2 separate regions of the Homo sapiens genome follow, and region 1 is linked to region 2. Evidence: read pairs that join two places in POLR2A ChIA-PET (ENCODE). Cell type or tissue: MCF 10A. All regions are shown on one strand. Each heading gives the region's core, and the rest is flanking DNA. Links, peaks and the distances in the headings are about the cores only. Region 1 has its middle 100 kb from the start of TRAM1L1. Region 2 has its middle 120 kb from the start of MIR1973.

Evidence for each region. Peaks named below come from ENCODE experiments on the same cell type or tissue, not always from the same donor. Only the 100,000 strongest peaks of a DNase experiment are listed, where the experiment ranks them.
Region 1: POLR2A ChIA-PET joins it to region 2 with 10 read pairs; 2 of 35 experiments call an interaction of 5 or more read pairs at or near these places.

What each region holds. Positions count from the first base shown.
Region 1 is chr4:116,976,682-116,985,032 of GRCh38, forward strand. No RefSeq gene overlaps it. Among named protein-coding and RNA genes, the nearest start is that of TRAM1L1, 100 kb to the right of the region's middle. RefSeq lists an enhancer at 3,307-4,506. In MCF 10A, for the core only: no CTCF peak of the experiment used is centred there; a DNase peak (open chromatin) is centred at 3,960.
Region 2 is chr4:116,175,646-116,183,996 of GRCh38, forward strand. No RefSeq gene overlaps it. Among named protein-coding and RNA genes, the nearest start is that of MIR1973, 120 kb to the right of the region's middle. In MCF 10A, for the core only: a CTCF peak has its summit at 4,616 (motif pointing right); no DNase peak of the experiment used is centred there.

The sequences.
Region 1 (8,351 bases), core at 232-8,231, 800 kb after region 2:
TTGATAAAGAATCTCCTCTTAATTATTTTGTTAATAGGGCTGCATGGCAGGAGAAAGGCATCATCACATATGCATTTTAAAAATATAATTGTAGTTGTAATATGGAGTTGTAATACATAATTGGAGTTATAGTATGAATCATGAGAGTACAGAAAGAGCATTGTAACATTCCTGGGGTGACATTCCTGGGGTGACAAATAATGAACCTCTAAAAAAGTAGGGGGAATGGAGAAGAAAAGATAGGATTAAAATATGTTTATGATTATTTTAATGATGATATGTATTAAAGATGCTTAGGTTTTTTTAGCATTTCATTGTTACTCAATTAGGGCCACTTTCACACTGAATTTTGATCATTCTAATTGTGATCATGTTCGTTCATTCATTCAGTAATTACCTAAACCTTATTATATAGAGTTGACTACTCTTCTCATTACTGGGATTAAGTAGTGAATAAAAAAGCAACAAAATTATTTCCTGCTCCCATTGTGTTTATCTTTTGGTGGAATGTAAGGAAGTGGCTTGTTAAGGGTGGACATCTTGAAGACGAAATATACTAGGTTGTGTATAATTCTTGTTATGTCATGTTTAGGTGACACTGATGGGCATAATTTTATAATAGCTCCTGCTGTATTTTGCATTTTTATTTCTTAATTTCATAAATTTCAACAAATACTTTCTTCTTTGTTTCAGGAAATGAAAAGGTCATTCTCACAAGTAAATGGATAAGAATTAAACACCTAATTAACTTTAGACCAATTGCCAGCAGAGAATAAGCTCTTCTAGTATTGATATACTGCTAAGAGTTGGCATACTTTTTTCATTTCCCATGGTACATGTCAGAATGCCTCTCACCATGTTCAGAGCTAAATTCTGACAAGTCCGTTTATAAGAAATGACACTAGACACTGCTAGCATATAAAAGGAAATTAAATCTCATATGGAGAAAGATGCCAGTGTCATTTAAGCTAGTATTCAGCTGGAACTGTACCAGGCACTGTTGTTAAAGGTAATTTTGGATTTTTTTTAAACCACACATCTTATGGATTTCTTCTGTTCCAAATGCAAACTTTAGACTTATGCATAACAATTAGCAGTTGTCCCTTTTGATAGACCTAGAATGTAAATGATTAGAATTAATAAGGCAAAACAAAACAAAACTTTGCTAGTTGGTCAACTCTTGCTCTAAGCAACTATCAACATATTATTTCTAATGAAAATTAAAATTTAACGATGAAGAGTATGTGTGAATTTTTAGGTCTTCATTAAAATACCTACTAAAAGACATGAACCCAACTAAGCCTTTTACTCTCTTTCTTCTCTGAATAAAATTCAAACCCCACTTTTCAAAAACAAATGTTGCTTGTTACATGAAGATTTTAGATATTAATTTTGAATTTCAAACATATACCAAGAAGAGTTCTTGGAAACTACTAATTGCTTATACAGTAGTGTTATGGTGAGTATTTACTGCAAAAATGTCTCAAAATGAAAAAGCTCCTTTTATTATATTCTGCTTAATTTAGTCATACTATGCTCAGTGTAAAATGAGTTCTTACTTTCCCCAGAATCAAATTGCATATCAAAACATATTTTATAGTTTATTTTCCCTTTGTATATTACTTTGTCAAAACAATATTGATTAGTAATACAATCAGAATCTATCTCAGTTGCAACTTTCTTTCAACTAATAGTTTCTAGGTTACTTTGGGTTGGAGCAATAGTGAATCAGAGAAACAGTAACAAATATTGGCAATGCAATTTTAGTCTTCTAAAATAATGTTTAGTTATTCACAAATAAAAATAAAAACAAAAGAACAATTTTAGCATCACTAGACAGGAAATGGCATACTGTTTACAAATTAAGTGTAAATAATAATATACTTTGCAATTCTATAACATCTAAGGATTTCAAGGCTTTTTTATTGATATGATTTGCCATAATTTAGTTGTTAGAAGGAATAAAAGATAAAAAGTTTAATAATCCATTGATTGAAATGGGCAATACAGCATGTTTTAATGGAAAAAAACTGGTTGAAATGAAATGAAATGAAAAAAATTGTGTCCCCTTGGGTGGGTTTTTCTATTATGTTACATTCTGATAGCTTTCCTGTAGTTATTTTCTGTTGTGTTTCCTCATGCTATTTCACATGAATTATGAATCATAAATGAAACATTTATATGAATGTTTTACATGTTCACCTGTTGCATTAGCAGGATTTCTAGACAATCCTCAGGATCCCTGGGTTATACACTTTCAAGAAATCTGGCCATGGTGGCTCACACCTCCCAGCACTTTGGGAGGTTGACATGGGAGGACTGCATAAGCCCAGGAGTTTGAGACTAGCCTGGGAAACATGGTGAGACACCATCTCTTCAAAGAAAATAAAAATAAAAATTTACCCAGGCATGGTGGCACGTACCTGTGGTCCCAGATACTTGGGATTGTGAGGTAAGAGGATTGCTTGAGTTCAGAAGATTAATTCTGAAGTGAGCTTGATCACACCCCTTCACTCCAACCTGGACAACAGAGCAAGATGCAATCTCAAAAAGAAAAAATAAAAACAAAACCAACAAACAAACAAAAAGAAAATTCTAAAAATACCTACATGCCTTACACCAAAGTCTCCTAGTCTTCAACAGTTTTTAAGCCCTTGATAAAGTCACTTCCTTTTTATGAGATTCTACTGGAGGGGCTTGTTTCATAAACAATTACCCTGGCTACCTGAGTGATGTGAGTTCTTTGTAATTGTGACACTTCTGTTGCCCATTCCTGTCTGAAATTAAGGCTTCATATATGTTTTGAGTTAATAGGCAAATAGCTTACTCTTATCAGATGATTTTCTCATGCCCAGACCTACCTCTTATATTTGCAGCACATGGATAAAGTTGGAGGTTCACATATGCATACTTAAATATTTAAAATCACAAATAAACAAATGATCATACATAAAATGTGGTCTATACTAAGTTGAAAAATATGCTTTCATAGGAAATAAATAGCTCACAATGTAAACAATGCACTGTAATCCTCAACAACCATGTGTAGCTGTTGGAAATATTTTGTTACTTTGTGATTATCACTGGAATCATGTATTGCGGCACATAAAAAAAACAATAAAAGAGGCCATTTTCACTATCCAGAAAAAATGTTTTGTCATGCAAGAATCTCTGTCTTTAATGTGACCTAAGAAGAAGGATTTGCCATGTTAATAATTTGTCCTTCCTCTTAATAAGACACCTCCCTGCTCAAATCCTGCCACACACCAGTCCCCAGACACAGTATCTATTGGTGAAGCTGGAAGTAGCCTAAACTGCATTTTGTTTTTATATCAAAGCAGAAAAGATGAGGATAAACCCTCTCCTTCCTCTGGAATACATTAATATCTAAAGTATTTAGGGTTATTGGTTTTGCTGTGCCAGATTTGAAGGCTAGATCCTGAGGAATATCTGAAAGTTCTAAAGTCCTAGATTGTGTGTGTGTGTGTGTGTGTGTGTGACAGAGAGAGAGAGAAAAAAAAAAAGAGTTACAACTGAGATATGTTGGAAAGAGAGTTTCTGGGGTGCCAGTTGAGTTGGTCTCCCCTGTGTGAGACACCCATGGGGAGCCATGGGCGGCCTCTGAGGAGAAAAGTCTCGTTATTGCATTCATGTCTTTATGCCGGGAGAGCATAACCGCTCAGCTGCATTCCACAGGTTGCTCAGGGAGATAAAACTCCCTTAAAGCAGTGGAGTATAATCAAACATCTTGGCTCCTCCTGAAACCCACTCCCACCTGTTTCAGTCCCAATAAGTTAAAGATCTTAAGTAGTTAGACACATGCCTTTGCTCAAGGAAATTCACAGAAACCGCCACTGCTATACATCTGATTGAATGACTCACAAGTTCTCCTTCAGTGATTAATCCTTTTCCTCATCCTTTCCTCCCCCTCCCATCTGCCCTAAGAACAAAGAGCTTGTAAACCAATAAATTGGGCGGCGCCCAGAGCTCTAGGCCTTGAGCAAGCCTCCGATGATCCGGTCTCCTGGACCCGCCTTTTAAACGCTTATTCTGTCGCTTTCCAACTCCTTTGTCTTCGCCGGACTCGGGGTACCCGCTGGGTGGTGTGGGGCTGGTTTCCCCAACATCATACATTCTTCTTTTATTACTAATCAATATTATTTTGACAAGATAATATACAAGGGAAAATAAGAGAGACTGAGAACATCTAAAGCACAAGTCTCAGGTTACAGGCTCCTCTTACCTTATCATGTCACCTACATGGTTCTTTCCTTCAAATGTAGCCCTCTGCACCTCAGTATCACTCCGTGCATGGAACAAATGCCCCTTTGGGCATTGCAGCTTTTTGTTTAGGTAGGTCTTTTCTATATAATTTATTTATCCACTGGTGATAATTTCTCAAAGGCCTTATTATTCTTCCTTCCGGAACAGCCTTCTTTCAACCCTCCCAAACCCCACTCCCACCCACAGCTATCAAACAGGTATATGTTTGAACTGGTTCAGACTAACTTTATTATTTATTTATTTATTTACTTATTTATTGAGACGGAGTGTCTGTGGCCCACGCTGGAGAGAACCCACGTAATCTTGGCTCACTGCAACCTCCGTCTCCCAGGTTCAAGGGATTCGCAGATTCTCATGCCTCAGCCTCTCCGGAAGCTGGGACTGCAGGTGCATGCCACCACGCCCGGCTAATTTTTTGTATTTTTAGTAGAGATGGGGTTTCCCCGTTTTGGCCAGTCTGGTCTTAATTGCCTGGCTTCAAGTGATCCATCCGCGTCGGCCTCCCAAAGTGTTGGGATTACAAGCGTGAGCCGCGGTGTCTGACCCAGACTAACTTTAAATTGTTTTCCCGCAGACTTTCTGGATTCCATGCAAATGAAGATAGACTAGCATTTTAAGTGTTTCTGAACAACCTCAGACTTGTGAGAAGTTTCTCAGATTTTTACACCCACCCCAGCCTTCAGCAAAGGACTCTACTAAGATATATCACCTTATTCTATAAACTATAGCTAGTGCTTTTGCTCTTGAAGCCTCAGGAATTATTGCCACATATAACTTCAGCACTTTCTCTCTAAGAAAATAACAATATAATATAAAATGAGATTGTATATGGTATCTTAAATCCCCACACTAAATGTTGCCATCCATGGAATGGATGCAATGGAAGCATCCATTGACATTTAAATTTGGGGAATATGAATTTGGTTATGTTAGCATTAAATTTAACTGTACTCACTTTCACCTCAAAGTTTCTACAAAAATCACCTCAACTGGTAATGTTTCTGGAAGAAAGATGTCAAAAATTTTGGAATTTTTCTTACACCGTATACAAAATATTTTCTACCCAGAGAAAGGGAGAATGACATTAAGTGGGCTGAAATTTATTAGGGAAAGAAATAATAAGAAATACTGTTTGGTCAAGAGATTGTGTTTCTAAGATGACATGAGATACATACATCCTAGTATTAGGAAAGCATTGTTTAGCATTTGGTCTACAAAAAGTAATTACTATAAGTAAGTTTTAATCAATATTTACTATTTATCATGTCAAATAAATTTGCTGGGTCATAATCATAGTAAGCTCATATTTGCAGTAGTATTTTAATTTTTTGATACCTGCTTGCTTTATAGAAGATGTATATATAAATATACCCTATAAAGAGATATGATTAGGAAGATGAGAATAAAAATTATTAAAATATTAATTTCAAAGTTTGGGGGATAAAAATAATGGCAAATGACTCTTTTCTGCTTCTACATATCCTCTGTATTAATTGTCAGGATGCTATTAATGACTGTCATCTTAGTTTAACAATGAGCAATTAAGTATCACCTAAATCTGACAGAGCATATGGTACCAAAAGCTGTAGCGTGCACTCTAATAAATGATACAGCTTCTGTTTCCACTGAGGATAAAAATAAGTTTATGTTGAATGTTAATGGAATGTTTTCTGTTTCTTCTGTCAGATACTTCTTTCAAGTGTACAACAGATGATAGAAATGGATATTTTTCATGCTGCTTAAATTGGATCATTATCCCCTTTATTTGGATAAAAAGTAATCCAGAAAATATGATGCCAGTTGTCTTAGTCCATTTTGTGTTGCTATAACACTATACTCGAGGCTACATAATGTATAAACGTTTATTTGGCTTATGATCCTGCTGGCTGGAAAGACCAAGATTGGACAGCTGCTTCTAGCGAGGACCTTACGCTGCTTCCTCTCATGGCAGAAAGTGAAAGGAGAAGATCATATGGTGAGAGAGGAAACAAGGGATGAAAACCAGGGAAGCCAGACTCTTTTTAACAACCCTCTGTCATGGGAACTAATCCATTTCTCCAAGAGCGAGAACATATTTCAACCCCATAGGAGGGTTTTAACTTATTTATGAGGGATCCACTCCCATGACCCAAACACCTTCTACTGGGGACCACACCCAATATTGCCACATTGGGGATCAAGTTTCAATATGAGTTTTGGATGAAACAAACCATATTCAAACCATAGCAATCAACAAATCATTTTCAATTTCAAATTATACAATAATTTTGAATAATTTTAGTTAAAAATTAGCTGGTTTCTATGAATTTCACATTACTACAATCAACCTATTGTTAGTACCCTGTTTTGAAATATTGCTAATTTTTTATTTATAAAAAGATACTTCAGGCTGAACCTTGTTTGAAGATACTTTATTTAGAATGCTAATTATTCTTACCACAAAATATTTTAATTAGGATTCAAGAGATATATTTCAAATAAGAACTTGGGCAATTTTAATTTCTAAAGCTTAAAATTATTAAGCTGTATGTTTTTCATATTATTTATATTATTAATCTGCAATACAACTATAATAATTTATTTATTTATATATTTTTAAAGTCACCAAAATCATTGTTTAATGAAGTAAAATCTACTACACTGAAGTGATTGCTCTGTTGTGTCATCCAGATTCCTCTATTATTATGAGTGATGCAACTGTTAGCAGACATCTACCAAACACTCCTGGACTGGTCCTTGGACAAATAGAACCTTTTTTTTCTAAACTCACACCCGGAGAGCAAGCTTGATACTAATGATTGATCAATGCATGAGTACAAAAACCTGGCCTCTCTCTCGAATTACAGATAACCTTGTAGAAATATTTCAGAGTCATAACTCTCTGTGGGGTTGCCTGAGGTCTTTGTTGAGACTGCATTGCAGCCCAAATTCTCCCTTTGTTGAATCCTGCCTTCTCCCTTTCGTCATAGATATTAATCATAACAAACATCCATCACACTGAACTACATAAAAGAAATTGCTTTCCAAATGATATTATCTGCAACATTTACTCCATGGTGAAAAGAGATAATATATACTTTTAAATTATTGTTCATTAAAATGCAATGAAACTTTCAATTTCAGACAAGGTGGTATAACCAGAATACTGTTTATCTACCCAGAAATAAAAAATGCATACACACCAAATATATGTAGTGATTGTGCTCCCACCAAGGCCATGCGAGAAACTACTGGGTCCTCACTGTGAGAATCTTATAGGCTTCCTGAAGAAGAAGCCCAAGAAAGTTGTGTGGCTTTTTGAACACTGCGACCCTCAGGATTTTCTCTTTTGCATGAGTCCATATTTAGACTCTACCAGTTCATCAAAATTGTCATTTAAATGTTTGTGGCTCTGGTGACTTTTGCTACAGGTAACAAGATCTCAGTTGCTGCACATCTCTGGATGTGCATATCTTCCTATATACATAATTATAAGAAGGAAAATAGAATATATCAAAATATTGTTATCTCTTGTCTAGCTTGAGTGATTAAAGGTGATCTTTATTTTTCTTTTTATCCTTGGTACATTTAAAACGTTTTTTACAATATTTTTATAGTAAGTAAATTATCCTAAATTTCATTGGCTACAATGTTAGAACTGATGGAGGGAATTAAATGTTTCACCACTATTAACAAAAATCACAAGACTCTATACTTCATTTAGTGATAGATAAAAATAGTTACCAAATTGAATATTGCCTTTCTCTCAGAATCTCATTTCCTATTCCAGTCACATCATAGAATCCAATCCTGAGTTCGCTGGATGCCAAGTATGCAGTAATTTAGTCAGATCATCAAAGGAGAATTCATCAATATTTGGTCAGAATAAATGGAGTGTCAGAAATAGGGATTGAAAAGTGAAAAAGGAGCATTAAAAGCCATAAATAATGTTTTAATAAAGATATAGGAGAATAGAAGAACTAAGGAGAGTAGACATGTAAGGCTACTAAAAGAAGGATATTAAAATAAGAAAAAAGGATATCTTGTTTAGTTACAGATTTGAACAAACCAACACTAAAAAAATTATA
Region 2 (8,351 bases), core at 54-8,053:
CTCTCATTTCAGTAGGACTATGTTTTTTCCTTTTCATGGTGTGACTGTAATGTATGTTGTGTATTATTGCTTGGCTTTTATTCCAGATCCTTTCAGGGGGCCTTGGGTCTGTATGAGTTCCTTGATTATAGATGGCTTTTGTGCAATAGATTTCTCAAATGCTGATTGTAGCAGCAATGTATTGGGTGTATGAGTAGGTTCACTCTTTTTCTGTGAGACTAAGAGTGCAGAGATCTCAAAAAGTTTATCTCATTCCCCAGCACTATGCTCTTTTGTCAGCAGGCTTTTTACTTGGTTGTACATTCTGATCTCCAGACCATTTCACACCTTGTGCAGAGGGAACCAGATCTATTATAGGGGAGAGTTTTGACAAATAGGTACATTAAAGTAAAATAATTGAAAACTGTCAGGTTACTTGCAAACAACTCTGTAACTACTGGAATAAGGCAGAATGCTATCATTCTAAAATTTAACACCATTAGTTCAATAGAAAATACCATAGTATTTCAGTGACAACAGATTAGTTATGTTCTTCAACTTTGAAGATTATTTAAAAATATTCATATCTTCAGCAAAGGGAAAGAAAGAGGTTTAAAGTGTATATGCACTCATGCCACTGCTATCATCCTTCAAACTGCAATTATGCTTCACCTATATTGAAACAAGAGCATCCTTTGTCCTTCATTTTAATCTTGACCTCTCCATGTCAATTGATTCTGCAAAACTGACAAATCTTATCACATCCCAATTTAAGATTGCAAAAATTTCTCATTCCAGTTTCTATAAGCTTAACCTTTTTTATAAATGGCTAGTTGGGAGTAATATTACCTAGAATTCTGTTTAACTCTCAAACCTTATTGGTCCTTGTTTCGTCATGAAATCTTTGCCTGTGCCTATGTCCTGAATGGTATTGCCTAGATTTTCTTCGAGGGTTTTTATAGTTTTGGGTTTTACATTTAAGTCTTTAATTGATCTTGACCTAATTTTTATATGAAGTGTAAGGCAGAGATCCAATTTCAATTTCCTGCATATGGCTAGCCAATTCTCCGAGCACCATTTATCAAATAGGGAATCCTTTCCCCATTGCTATATGCAGCACTTTTTATATTATTGAAAACCCCCAGTTAGACTTTAGAGTTGCTGCATGCTAGTCCTTCAGCTCAGAATATTTAGTGCTGTTTTTCTTGCTTCTGCACAATTTTTTCAGTTAGCTGTTACTATTAAATAAATGGCCCCAAACACAGTAGTACAAAACTACAAATTATTGTTTCTAATGTTTCTGTGATTCTGTGGAAGGGCTAAGAGGTTGTTTTGTTTTGCATTGTCTTAGCTGGGCCTGAATGATCTCCCACTAACTCACTTACATATCTGGGTGACACAGTTTGGCTCTGTGACCCCATCCAAATCTCATTTCGAATTGTAATCTCCACATGTCAAGGGAGGGAGGTGACTGGATCCTGGGAGTGGTTTTCCACATGCTGTTCTCATGATAGTGAGTGAGTTTTCATGAAATGGTTTTATTAGCGTCTGGCACTTCTCCTGTAAGCACTTTTCAAATCTCTGCTTGTGGCCATTTTTGTTATTGCCCCACTGGCAAAAGCAAGTCATATGCCAATCCAGACTTGGAAGATGCGGAAATCAACCCCACTCATCAATAGGGGAAGTAGTGGCAAAGTCACAGCACAAAAAGATGTATACAAACGGATTAGAGGCGTCATTGCAGCTTTTTTTGAAAATGATCTTCCACATCAATCTTTTAGCCTCCCTTCAAGTTTCTCTTCTTTAAGATGAAGTTTAGGAAGAACCTACTCATCCCATCCATAAGTTTTGTGTGACTTCCTACTCTCAGAGAATCTTTTATTGTTTTCCTTTCTGGCATTAATTATATTTATCAGCAAATATTTTAGAACTTGTGTATGTATTAATGCTTATCCAGTATAATCAAGTCAACTCAGTGTCTACTGAGCTGGCAATGCTCAATATTTTTTTAAATGAATGAATGATTGAATTCTACCAATGGGTGAGGCATGTCAGTCTTTAGTGGAACAAAAACTGAACATTTTTTAAAGTAATGAAAATTAATAATTAAGCATAAAATGTGTGTTTTTGTATGTGTGTGTGGATGATAAGTAGATTTTTACATTTTCAACATTGTGTTGGTTACACAATTCTATTTTCATGAAGTAAAACCAATTCATTAACTTCAGAAAAGGCTGTATTCAGAAAAGAGGATTAAATAAAATTAAACCATTTGACGTAGGTTAGGGAATGTGTCTTTGAGACTCTCACTTTATATTGTGAACTCGCCAAGTGTTTGCTCTTTAGCAATCAGGACAAGGCCTATTAGAGCATATTATTTTCTGTCTTTATGACCTATACTAACCTTGGTGCAGAAATAGCACTTTTTTGAGTCTTCCATATAATATCATCATATAACATGTTTACTAAGCAATTTAGATTTTTCATCATAAGATTACATAGCAAACGACTGTAATCCCAGCACTTTGGGACGCCGAGGTGGGCAGTTCACGAGGTCAGGAGATTGAGATCATCCTGGCTAACACAGTGAAACCCCGTCGCTACTAAAAATACAAAAAATAATTAGCCAGGCGAGGTGGCAGGCGCCTGTAGTCCCAGCTACTCAGGAGGCTGAGGCAGGAGAATGGCGTAACCTGGGAGGTGGAGCTTGCAGTGAGCTGAAATCACGCCACTGCACTCAAGCCTGGGCAACAGAGCGGACTCCGTCTCAAAAAAAAAAAAAAAAAGAAAGAAAGAAAGATAGATTACATAGCAAAGAGAAAGGAGGTGTTTTTTGTTTGTTTGTTTGTTTGTTTTAATATAGCCCTCTCTACAGCAGATAAATTCCAAAATTAGTAGTAGTTATTTATCTTTTCCAAAATCCCTTCATGGTCATACAGCGTCTAAGACAGGCTTTGCTCTGCTGTACTTTAAAAATAAGTTGAACTCAACTGGGCATTGTGGCACATGCCTGTAGTCACAGCCACTTGGGAGGCTGAGGTGGGAGGACTGCTTGAGCCCAGGCAGTTTGAAGCTGCAGTGAGCTGTGATTATGCCACCGCACTCCAGCCTGGGCAACAGAGTGAGATCCTATCTCTAAAAAGAAATACTTTTTAAAAATAAGTTTAACTCTGCTCTTGTTTCTTATAATGCATATCCAAAGGCTCATATTGTTGGTCAGCAAAACCAAATAATCATATAAACAACAGTGTCCACATGTTTTAGAAAGCACATTTTTAATAATGTTTAGTGGTGCGTATTCTCTGTGTCTTCACCTCCAAAATACTGAACTTATTGAATATTTGTTCTAAACACAAAATGGCTAGGTGTGCTGGCTCACACCTGTAATCCCAGCAATTTAGGAAGCTGAGGCAGGAGGATTCCTTGAGCTCAGCAGTTCAAAAGTAGCCTGTGCAACATAGGGAGACTTTGTCTCTTAAAAAAAAAAAGAAAAGAAAGAAAGAAAGAAAAAAAACCATATCTAAGCATGTGGCACATGCATTTGGTCCCAGCCACTTGGGAGGCTGTAGTGGAGGATCGTTTGATCCCATGAGGCCGAGGCTGCAATGAGCTGTGCTGAGGCTGCAATGAGCTGTGATCATGCCACTGCACAACCTGGATTGCACAGCCTGGGCAAGAAGAGCAAAATCCTGTCTCAAAAACAAATAAATTAAACAAATAAATAAATACAATATTTCTATACTCAAGGGAAATTCTGACGAATGATTTCCTTCCTTTTTTATAGGTCAGAATGTAAAGTGTGTGGTAGATGAAAGAGAGTGTGATAGGAGGGACACATAGGGGCTTGCATGGGAGGAAAGACTACCCAGATCTGGAAATAAAAAGTGAAGATTTCAGAGGGTTGAAAACAGGAAGTGGAACCATTATTTTAACTACAGGTGGGAGAAGCATATCTAAACACTAGAAAGCCAATATTATGGGAAAAATTATCCTTGAATAGTTCAATTCTGGATATAAGGAGGAAACAAAATTTAGATGTATGGGTGTCAGCAAGGCTGTGAAAGGAATGAAAAATGAGAGCTTGCAAAACCTTATGAGATAAAATTATGAAAATCTAGAAATATAATCCTGTGTCTGATTACATTTTTTTAAAATTACTTTTCTCTCTATCTCTATATGTATGTATATAATCAAAGAAAATATGTGTAAAATCTGTTATGAAAGAGTATACAGCCCATTTTGTACCACAAAATAGAAATTTAATTACCAAAGTTTGTATAGACTGTCAAACATATTTGTTGAGATACAATTAGATACAATATTATAGTCAGTTGTATTAGTATGTATGTTTATTTTGTGTAAAAATATCATTCTTCGGAAAGCAAATTGCAACTAAAGTATCTAACAAGAGACTCAATCTCATTACTTCATAGATTTTATTATACTTTCTCATTATGCAATGAGCTGTCTTGTTATTATTTCTTCCTCAGAGGATCATTAAACATTTACATATATATTTTAATAGCCTGCAGTTTCGATTAGATGGAGGACATTGGCATTATAATTTTGTGAACAGATCACTGTCCTCTGAGCTGGTTTATGTTTGTTTACTGATCTTCCAGCAGATGGTGCCCTTGCAACAGATATTCTTGTTTTTTGTTTTGTTTTTTCATGATTGGGGTAAAAGATGCATCACTACTTTCTCTTTTGTGGTGGTATAATTAATAAAGATATATTTTATGAACATATTGTACCCCTTCTACATTTTTCTCAGTATTTCAGAAACAGCAAGACTGCCTAGGAATATGAATAGATATTATTGCTTGCTTTTCCTGTCTTCCTCCTCCCGAAGAGTTACAGTCATTTGCTCTTCTCACACTCCAAACAGTAGACTGTTTACATTCTATAGTCAAGTATTTTCTGTTACCAGGATTCTGGAGACAGATAGCCCATGGCTTAAAACAGTCCTTAAGCAATCTTTTACCAAATCCTGTGACTTTTCTGTAGAACATTCCTCTGTTATTTTAGCTCCCCATTTGACTCTGGCAGACAGTTCACCTTTTCTATTTCACTGTGCAGTATTGCAGGGGTTATATTACTTCCTTCGTTTGCTTATTTTTTCAGTTGGCTATGTTATTCTGGAAATTGTAACTAATTTGGAGGCATTATCTTACAATTGTTTTTGTAAGGCCAATAGAAATGCAATATAACATTTGCAGCCAGTAAGGCTTAATAAATTAAACATGCTGCTTATAGTTTTAAATCATTTTTTATTCATGTCCAGATGCTAACTTTCTCTTAATACTTGAATTTGTGTAATCATTCTTACCCTCAATATAGTCTCTATAATTAAAATGGTCTCCTCACGGCTTTCACAATATGCATCCTCCTTCCTATCGTTCTAAACTCCTAAACCAACCTTGTCCTTGACGCATTTCCCTTCCTATTCCCCTTCACATGTTAACCAATCAGTTAATTAATCTGTTAATTAATTGTTACATGTTTTCATTCAACATATATTGAATTAGGCCAGTGTTTAGAGTAATGTTTTCTACAAAAAATAAAATATGGTTCAGAAAATTTTGCTTTCTCAGTGATGTTTTACTGATCAAAATCCTCCCATCTATCACTGCCAATAAAACTCATTTAACACGAACACATTTTTTTAAAGTGACAAAGAACAAAACAATATTACATTATGTGCTTTATGATGATTCAAAGGCAAATTGCAGGACACAGCTTAAAAGGGGAAAATAAAGTTTTTAGAAGAGTAAATTGGAGAATCTTTTATAACAGAAACATGATTTTTCTATTGAATTTCAAACTGGAAAATGACAAATTTTTTTTCAATTGTAACACCAAATTTTCTCTTGACTTCATATTCTGTTGTGTCATAGATGAATGATAATATGTTCTAAGATATGGTCCAAATATACCTCATTGATAAAATTTTGAAGTATAAAATTAGAATGATTATTATGAAAATAATGTACAGTAATAAAAATTAAAATTTAAAATGTTAAGTAATATATTGACACAAATTTTAAAAAATTAAATACAAAATATAAGAAAGAATGAAAAAATCACTTGAATAAAACCTATCTCCCTATTCCTAGTGTATTATTTTCCTTGGGCTTCCATAACAAAGTACTATAAACTGGGTGGACTAAAACTACAGAGATTAGTTCTCTATAGTTCTAGAGGTTAAAAGTCTTGATTCTAGAAGAACCAAGTTTTTGGCAGAGCCATTTTCCCTCAGAAACCTGTAAAGGAAGATTCTTTTTAGCCTATCCAGCTTCTGCGAGCCCCAGGCATTCCTTGGCTATGGCAGCAATGCTCCAACCTCTGCCACAGTTGTTATATAACTATTTTCTCCCTGTGTGCCCTCATATCTCTCTTGTATCTGGCTTTTCACTGGACTTTCTCCTCTCTTATAAGGACATCAGATATACTAATTTAAAGGTCTAACCTAGCTCAGTATGACTTCATCTTAACTAGCTATACCTATAATGACACAATTTTTAATCAAGGTCATGTTCTGGGCTACTGTGAGTCCTGACTTCAATGTATCATTTTGCAGGGCATAGAACAATCTATAACACTTGGATATAAATGTAATAAAAATTATGTATTTACATCAAGACTTTTCAAATAAAATTGTTGATCTTTTTGTATGAAAAGTTTATATAAGTAGTGGATGAATTTTGGCAGTATTCTGGTTAAATACACAAACGACCAAATGCCGACTGGGCACGGTGGCTCAAGCCTGTAATCCCAGCACTTTGGGAGGCCGAGGTGGGCAGATCACAAGGTCAGGAGAACGAGACCATCCTGCCCAACATGGTGAAACCCCATCTATACTAAAAATACAAAAATTAGCTAGGTGTGGTGGCGCATGCCTGTAATCCCAGCTACTCGGGAGGCTGAGGCATGAGAATCACTTGAACCCAGCAGATGGAGGTTGCAGTGAGCCGAGATTGCGCCACTGCACTCCAGCCTGGCAACAGAGTGAGACTCCATCTCAAAAACAGCAACAACAAAAAATACCTTTTGAGAACTTGTTATGTGCAGGAGCTTTATGTTAGCCTACACACATTTATCACACCCAACCAGTGCAATAGCTATTATATATGTTTTACACAGCAGAAAACACTCAAGCTTACAGAGAAGTAAAGTCTTCACAGCTGTTAATTCCAACATCATTCTCCATAATACCAGTAGTCCTCACAACTCAATGTATGTAAAAATCACCTGAGTACACACGTTAAAAATGTAGATTTCTAGTCAAGATAACCCAAAAACTCTAAATCAGTAGATTGAAAGTAGGAAAAAGCTAGGCATACTTATTTTTAAAACAAATCCTAGTTGACTGATGCGGATGATCTCTTTTTAAATTAAACGACACATCTCAGGTAAACAAGACTCATAAGACATATTACTATTGTCCTAATGCAATTCTGAATTATATAAAATCCACACACAGAAGCTAGGTAACCATGAAGGGATTAGGTGATTTACGTTTCAAAATAATTGTTTCAGGGGTTGAGAGTAGGCAAAATAAAAGATGGCTGGGACCATTATTGAAAGTTTCACCAACTTTATCCGAAATATGGATGTGATGTGCTTAGTTAAGAGGACAGTAATGTATAAACACCTGCTGTGGAGCTTAAGCATAACACATGTAGGGTTAAGTGAACATATGGTGCCTTAAGACTTAAGCAGAAGTATTATGGCATGCAGATAAGATTAAATAGTAAAGGCTCATTCAGAGTTTTGCAGATTCTGAATGTCAGTCTAGGGAAAGTTTTAACAAGTAGTTACCCAAGTTATAAGATGAAGTGAGGGCTTTAGAATTTTAGTAAGTAAGAAACTGGAGAATGATTTATAAGGAATAGAGAATGAAAAAAATACCAGTCAGGTATGCATCTGTTAGAGAAATAAGTTATAAAAGGAAGGAGGGAAGGAAGGAAGGAAGGAAGGAAGGAAAGAAGGAAGGCAGGAAGGAAGGAAGGAAGGAAATCAGGAAGGAAGGAAGGAAGGAGAATTAAATTATTGGGACAATAAGCAGAAATTTTTCACTACATACAATCAAAAAATGAAGGAAGAAAGCCTACAAGGAATGAAGCATAAGTATAAATTAACAAAAATAATAACATTAATAATTTACTGTATGGATTAGTTATTATAATATGTTACATGATTTAGTTCTGAAAAGATAATGTACTTGAAGAAACGGAATTCTATAAATAAAAAGTGATTTTGAAAAGGATTATAAACTATTGTAACTTAGAAGGAACAAGTTCACAGGGCATATGAATGAAAATATTTCAGAAAGTATAAATAATATAAAAGTTCTAACAACTTTTGATTCT